2 separate regions of the Homo sapiens genome follow, and region 2 is linked to region 1. A link is a loop called in an ENCODE intact Hi-C map of the cell type or tissue named here. Cell type or tissue: CD4-positive, alpha-beta T cell. All regions are shown on one strand. Each heading gives the region's core, and the rest is flanking DNA. Links, peaks and the distances in the headings are about the cores only.

Evidence for each region. A loop is a pair of places that touch in the nucleus more often than their neighbours do. Peaks named below come from ENCODE experiments on the same cell type or tissue, not always from the same donor. Only the 100,000 strongest peaks of a DNase experiment are listed, where the experiment ranks them.
Region 2: a loop joins it to region 1, with 5 times the contacts of the local background. A loop is called at or near these places in 7 of 110 quality-filtered maps.

The regions. Positions count from the first base shown.
Region 1 is chr6:162,732,480-162,735,407 of GRCh38, forward strand. All of the region lies in intron 1 of PACRG (parkin coregulated), which reads left to right. Among named protein-coding and RNA genes, the nearest start is that of PACRG, 6.0 kb to the left of the region's middle. In CD4-positive, alpha-beta T cell, for the core only: no CTCF peak of the experiment used is centred there; a DNase peak (open chromatin) is centred at 1,212.
Region 2 is chr6:161,392,166-161,395,093 of GRCh38, forward strand. All of the region lies in intron 9 of PRKN (parkin RBR E3 ubiquitin protein ligase), which reads right to left. Among named protein-coding and RNA genes, the nearest start is that of AGPAT4, 120 kb to the left of the region's middle. In CD4-positive, alpha-beta T cell, for the core only: a CTCF peak has its summit at 1,831 (motif pointing right); a DNase peak (open chromatin) is centred at 1,906.

The DNA of each region.
Region 1 (2,928 bases), core at 160-2,659:
TGTGTCCGGCTCAAACTCACAATGTTTTATTACTGTAGCCAAGGAATATTGGGGGATAATTAGAAGTGTCTAGCTCCAGTGCTAAATGTGCTACATTATTAGTGAAGAAAAGGAGAGAGACAAGTAAAATAATTACAATACAAATAAACAGATGTCTCTGGCAGAGAAGTACTAATGATGAAGGGACCAAGTGGCGATGAACTAATGGGTGCCCTCATCACCTTTTGTCTAGGCTTGTACAATATCATCCACCTATCAATTGGTTGACTCCCTCAATCAATTATCAGTACAATTACACTAATCTTTCTGGTACAATGTTCTGCTCCTATCACTATTCAGAGCTTTTGGAGCTTCCCAATTCTTATAGAAAAAAAGTCAAGATACTTCCCCAGGGCCAGCAAGGTCTTGTGTGATCTAATCCCATTCTGTGTTCTAAAATTTCATCTCCCACTGTTCTCATTTGCTTCAGTCAATCTGAACCAAGGAAATAAACTCATATTCTTTATTTTTGTGTTTCTGTTTATGTTGTTCCCTTTGCTCGAACACCCTTCTCCCTACATATCTGCATATACAAATTCATTCTATCATCAGGTAACACATATCTATTGATCACAGACTATGTGCAAAGCACTGTTTTAAATGCTAGGAATTTAGCAGTCAGCAAAAGACAGAACACATGCTGTCAAGAAGCTTATATTTTTGTGGCCAGCAAAATGCCAACTGCTTTAAGAAGACTTCTTTAATTCTCCCTTCCTGTCACCCACATAGAAAGTTATCCTTTATTCATTGTGTTCTACTTTGTATTATGGTCATTTCTGCTCATGTTTTATCTCCTTATGTAAATTCTCCGTGAGGGCAGTATCCACATCTAAGTCACTTTTTAATCTTAACCAGAACCTAACAGTGTATTCAATAAATATTTGATGAATGAAGGAAAGCAATTCTACCCTTTCTTCTTATCTCATATTCTCCTACTTTCTTATTATAATTGTTATTTGTCTCTATTTTGAATTTTTTTAAGCCATCCTCTCTAATTGTGGAGCCCAGAAGCTCCCTTTAAAACTTGAGAAGGCCGAATCATGGCATTCGTCACCTCAACCCCTCAGGTGGCTCCCTGCCTCACTCAGAGTAAAAGCTAAGCTTCCTCTATTGGGAAGGCCCTGTGTGATCTGCCCACCCTTGCTGCTTTATGCAACTCTGCTGGCCCTGCCTCCGGAACTCAGTTAGTGCCACGCCTTTGCCCTTCCTGTTTCCTCTGCCTGAAATGCATTTTACCCTGTGTGTCCTCATCTCTTGATGCTTCAAATTTCTGTTTAAAAATTAGCTATTTAGTGAGCCTCTTCCTGACCACTCTATTTTAAACTTCAGACCCTTAACAATCCCTTCCATCCCTGCTCCAGCACTCCCATCTCCCTTCCCTGTTTTATATTTTTCCCTCTAATATTAATTTAGTTGAGCCTGTGTTTTTCTTCTACCAGAGAGTAAGCCCCAGAAGGGCAGGAATTTGTTTATTTCACCCATTGCTGCATCCTCACCTCAAGAAAAATTTATGGCACATAGTAGCTGCCATTTATCTTATTTTGATCAGTTGAATTAATGAAAGACTATATTTTATACTATAATTAGACAATCATCTTCAAATCAGTGGCTCCAAAGAAAATGCCAATGATGTTATATAGATATTAAATCTAGAAATGAGAATAATTTGCAGCTGTTTTATGCAGTATCATAAAAGTTACACATGTTCATTGAAAAAAGTTAAAGTGGTTTGGCTTAGAAAAGCTTTTTCCTGTCTAAGATGATGAGAAAAAATTCAGTCTTTTTTTCCTGGATTCTGTTTTACTTTTAATTTTTTATTTTGAAAGTTTGCTTCACCTTAAGTCATTTTGATTTTGGAAGGTATAAATTTTGACTTATTTTCCCTAAATGGCCAGAGAATTGTTACATTACCCTTTATATACTTAAATTAAATTATATCAAACATCTTCCTATCAAATTTAGGAATTCCTATCCAATTTAAATAATATATCAGTGCTGTTTTTATTATTTCAAGTAACTTTATTAATAATTGATTACTTAATGTCATATATTTATTCTTTCATATATAATAGGGCTAGTGATCTTCATTCCATTTGGCTTTTCCAACCAATCTTATGAAAAGGCAGAGTAGACTGTGTTTTTCCACTTAATGTATAAATCTCAAACAATTTACTATTTTGTGGTTGTTTAGAGATACTTATTAAAGGATAGAGCAAGGACTGGAACCTAGATTTCTAGGTTTTTCTTACAACAGTTCTCTCACATATTGTAAGTGAATCACTTGGTGAATATCAAACCAAACACACTGATACAACCAACACCCAAATCCAGAAACATTGTCAACACCACAGAACCCCATCTGTCTCTTTGTAGTCACTACCCAACATTCCCACATGCTAACCTTCTTCTGACTTTGGCCAACAGACTAGTTTCACCTGTTTTTGTACTTCTATACATGGAATCATAAAGTATGTAATTGTTTTGTGTCCAGTTTCTTTCATCAACATTCTGTTTGTGAGATTCACCCACATTATTGCATACAACTATAGTTGTAAGTAAATCCTTCATGTTTATCCCTGTCTAGTATTTTCTTGGATATACCATAATTTATTTATCCATCGCTTCCTCGATGGGTATTTGTGTGACCTCCAATTTAGAACTGTTACAAATAGCACTGCTAGGAAAATTTTTACACTTTTTTTGGAGAAAGTATCTACGCATGACCAAGGACATATTTCTGGGAGTGGAATTGCTGGACCCTAAGTCATGCTTGTTTGGCTTTAGTAACTAAACTAAAGCTGTTTTCCCAACTGATTTTTCAAATTTAAACTCTTTCCAGTGCTATATGAGAGTGCTGTTTGTGCTACAGTCTCACCAATAATTAATATT
Region 2 (2,928 bases), core at 282-2,781, 1.3 Mb before region 1:
GACCTCGTGATCCGCCTGCCTCGGCCTCCCAAAGTGCTGGGATTACAGGTGTGAACCACCAATACAAAAATTAGCTGGCATGGTGGCAGGCACCTGTAATCCCAGCTACTTGGGAGGCTGAGGCAGGAGAACCGTTTGAACCCTGGAGGCGGAGGTTGCAGTGAGCCAAGATTGTGCCATTGCACTCCAGCCTGGGTGACAGGGTGAGACTCTGTCTCCAAAAAAAAAGAAAAAGAAAAAATTTAACAAGGTCACTTTATTCCCAATCTTTTGCAAAAGAACTGATGTAATGAAAACTATTTAAACTTTCCCTGTTATTTGCAAAATTATAGTTCAAACCTCTCTCTCTCTCTCTCTCTCTCTCTCGCTATATATATATACATATATAAATTCCAGGTAGCCATATGGCAAATTCCTCTCAGAATTCAACACCAGGAGAAAGTTCACCACTTCCAACAGTGTGGTGGTTTCCTTTCATTTGACAATAAACATGGTCACCTAATACATTCTCCTTGGTATGTTTTCAAGCTTGAGAGCTTGGTGCCACACTTTTAACTTAATTCTAGTCATCAGCTTATCCTAAATGCCTAAAAGGAGGTATAGAATAAAAAAAAAAAGATTTAATAGAGGCTAAATTCAATAAGCCAATTTTTTTCTATTGCATAATAGCTAAACTATTCTTAACATTGAAGTCATATTTTTGTCTTGCAACTAATATGTGTTGAGTATTTACTTTTAGGATGAGTAAAATCTTGGCCCTAGGCAACATATAAAAGAATAGCACATTTTAATCTGTGAAATCGTGTACTAGATCTTTACATGTTTAAATACCAGATGTAGATTAGTGTTTAGAAGTGAACCCTTTGAGGTAGAGAGACCCGGAGTCTGAGGCCTCTTGGATCATTTATTATCTGTGTGATCCCAACATCTCTTTGCTTGAGCTTTTTTGCATCTACAAAGAAGAAATAATAAGATAAAGAATATTTAACACAGTTTCTGGTACACAGTAAACACAACAACACAACAAATAGTTTTCTCCATGGGGCTATGATGTTTAACAAGTGGTAAGAGTCTGTAGAAAAATAAGAGGGTAGTAAGCGCCTTGTTAATTAAAGCAGTTCCCAGTATACTGATAATAATGACTGTTATGTGAATCTCGGGTAAAACTGACACCTCCCCAGAAATGCCACACTTGTAAACTACTCATAAGACATAAGACTGCTGTCTAGAAAGGGATGAGGCCTCTCTTTGCTGGTATACATGCTGAGGTAAGTCACTGTCAGCCCCCTTAGACGCTCTGTACTACCAGAGAGCTATGTGAATGGCCCATCATGCCTCTCATTCAATATCATGTCAGTGCAGTAGTCATTTGATTGATGTTTGAGTTTGCTTTCCCATATTTCCATAATGAACACATTCAAAAGGGGCTGTATGTGTACTTTCTCTGTGGAAGCATGAAAAGGAAGCAAATGAACAGCTTCTAATGCAATCGGAATATTCCAGTGGCTGCTGATCAATCAGGTTGAGAGCCAGTAGGTACCTACAAGCAATGACCCTTAAAATAAGGCTTGATGATGATCTCTCTATGGAAGCCAAGATTTCTTTGTGCCTGTTTTCTATCATGGCTGCATCTATTATAAAAGCATTCTATTATGTGCATTTATTTTTCTTCCACGGCTCTGAAATTCTGTGTTAAAAGAATAGGAGAGAATCAAATACCATCTTAGGACCCCTTACTAGAGTCAAGGCAAACATCAAAGGCATGAAGCACACATTTGTACTTCTTTGGGAATAGATGAAATATTTTTCTTTTTGGTGTGTAGCTTTCCAGAAGATGGCAGCAGAGATACGTAAGTCCAGCCTCTGTAAAGGGAATCTATCAAGAGAGGAAGTCTCCCTATGAGTCACCAGCCGCTGATATATGCAAAACTCGTTCTGACAAGACAGTGCCACAGAACGGAGATGGTGTTAGATTATAATGCATTAAAACACAATTTTGAAAAGAAGAAAGTAAGGTTATTTCCTTTCAAGTACACAACATCTTAAAATCACAGACTCTCATGGTGTGAGGCAATCTTAAACTGTGCTAAGCTCCAAATGCAAACAGACGAAGACAGTGTTCTATGTGTGGTCTCCAAAGGGCTAAAAAGAAAGAATTTTCAGGAGGCTGGATACAGCTCTGTAGAGTACCCACGTTCCTTTGTCTTTCACAAATTCTGTACTAATCCCCAGGGATATTAAACAATGCCAATTAGTTTCCCACAAAATATTGTGACCTCCAACACCCTGCAGCCCTAGGCTTATTTTTGTTTTAGGTTTGCTCTTTGAACAGGTCCTTACTTTCTTTGGTTTAATTTCCATTCTTGCAAGCTCTGAAAAGATCCCCGAAAATCCCCTTTTCTTACACCAACATCTATCATCATGCGCGTGCACGTAACCATCCCATCTTTCAGTTGTGCAGTCTGCACTGACCCACTCACTATGAGTACCGTCTAGTAGGAAACTTTAGTACCACCTGTCTCAGAACTAGGGCCCCTCAGAGAAGATGAGTTCATGCAATGAGGAGAAAAGACCCACTGAGCTTACTTTCAACAGGCTGACCTCAGCACCTCACATTAAAAGATCCATGATAAGGTGGTCCTCCTGACAATGGTTCTGCTGGGAATTAACTATCCAGTCTATAATTACGGACAAAGACATTTACATTTACTTCCTACTCCAAAATAGTTTTGATTTTTACCATAACTTAAAGGGAAAATAAACTTAAAAATGTGTATTGGCCATTTATTTTTTTCTTTTCTTTAAGAGCGTTACTGAAATATCATTTGCAGAGTCATGGATTTTTAAAAAGTAGGTATTCTTTGAATGCAAAATATGTGCAGGTAGCACAGATTCAAAAGGTACATTGTGAAAAATGTCTCCTTTCCT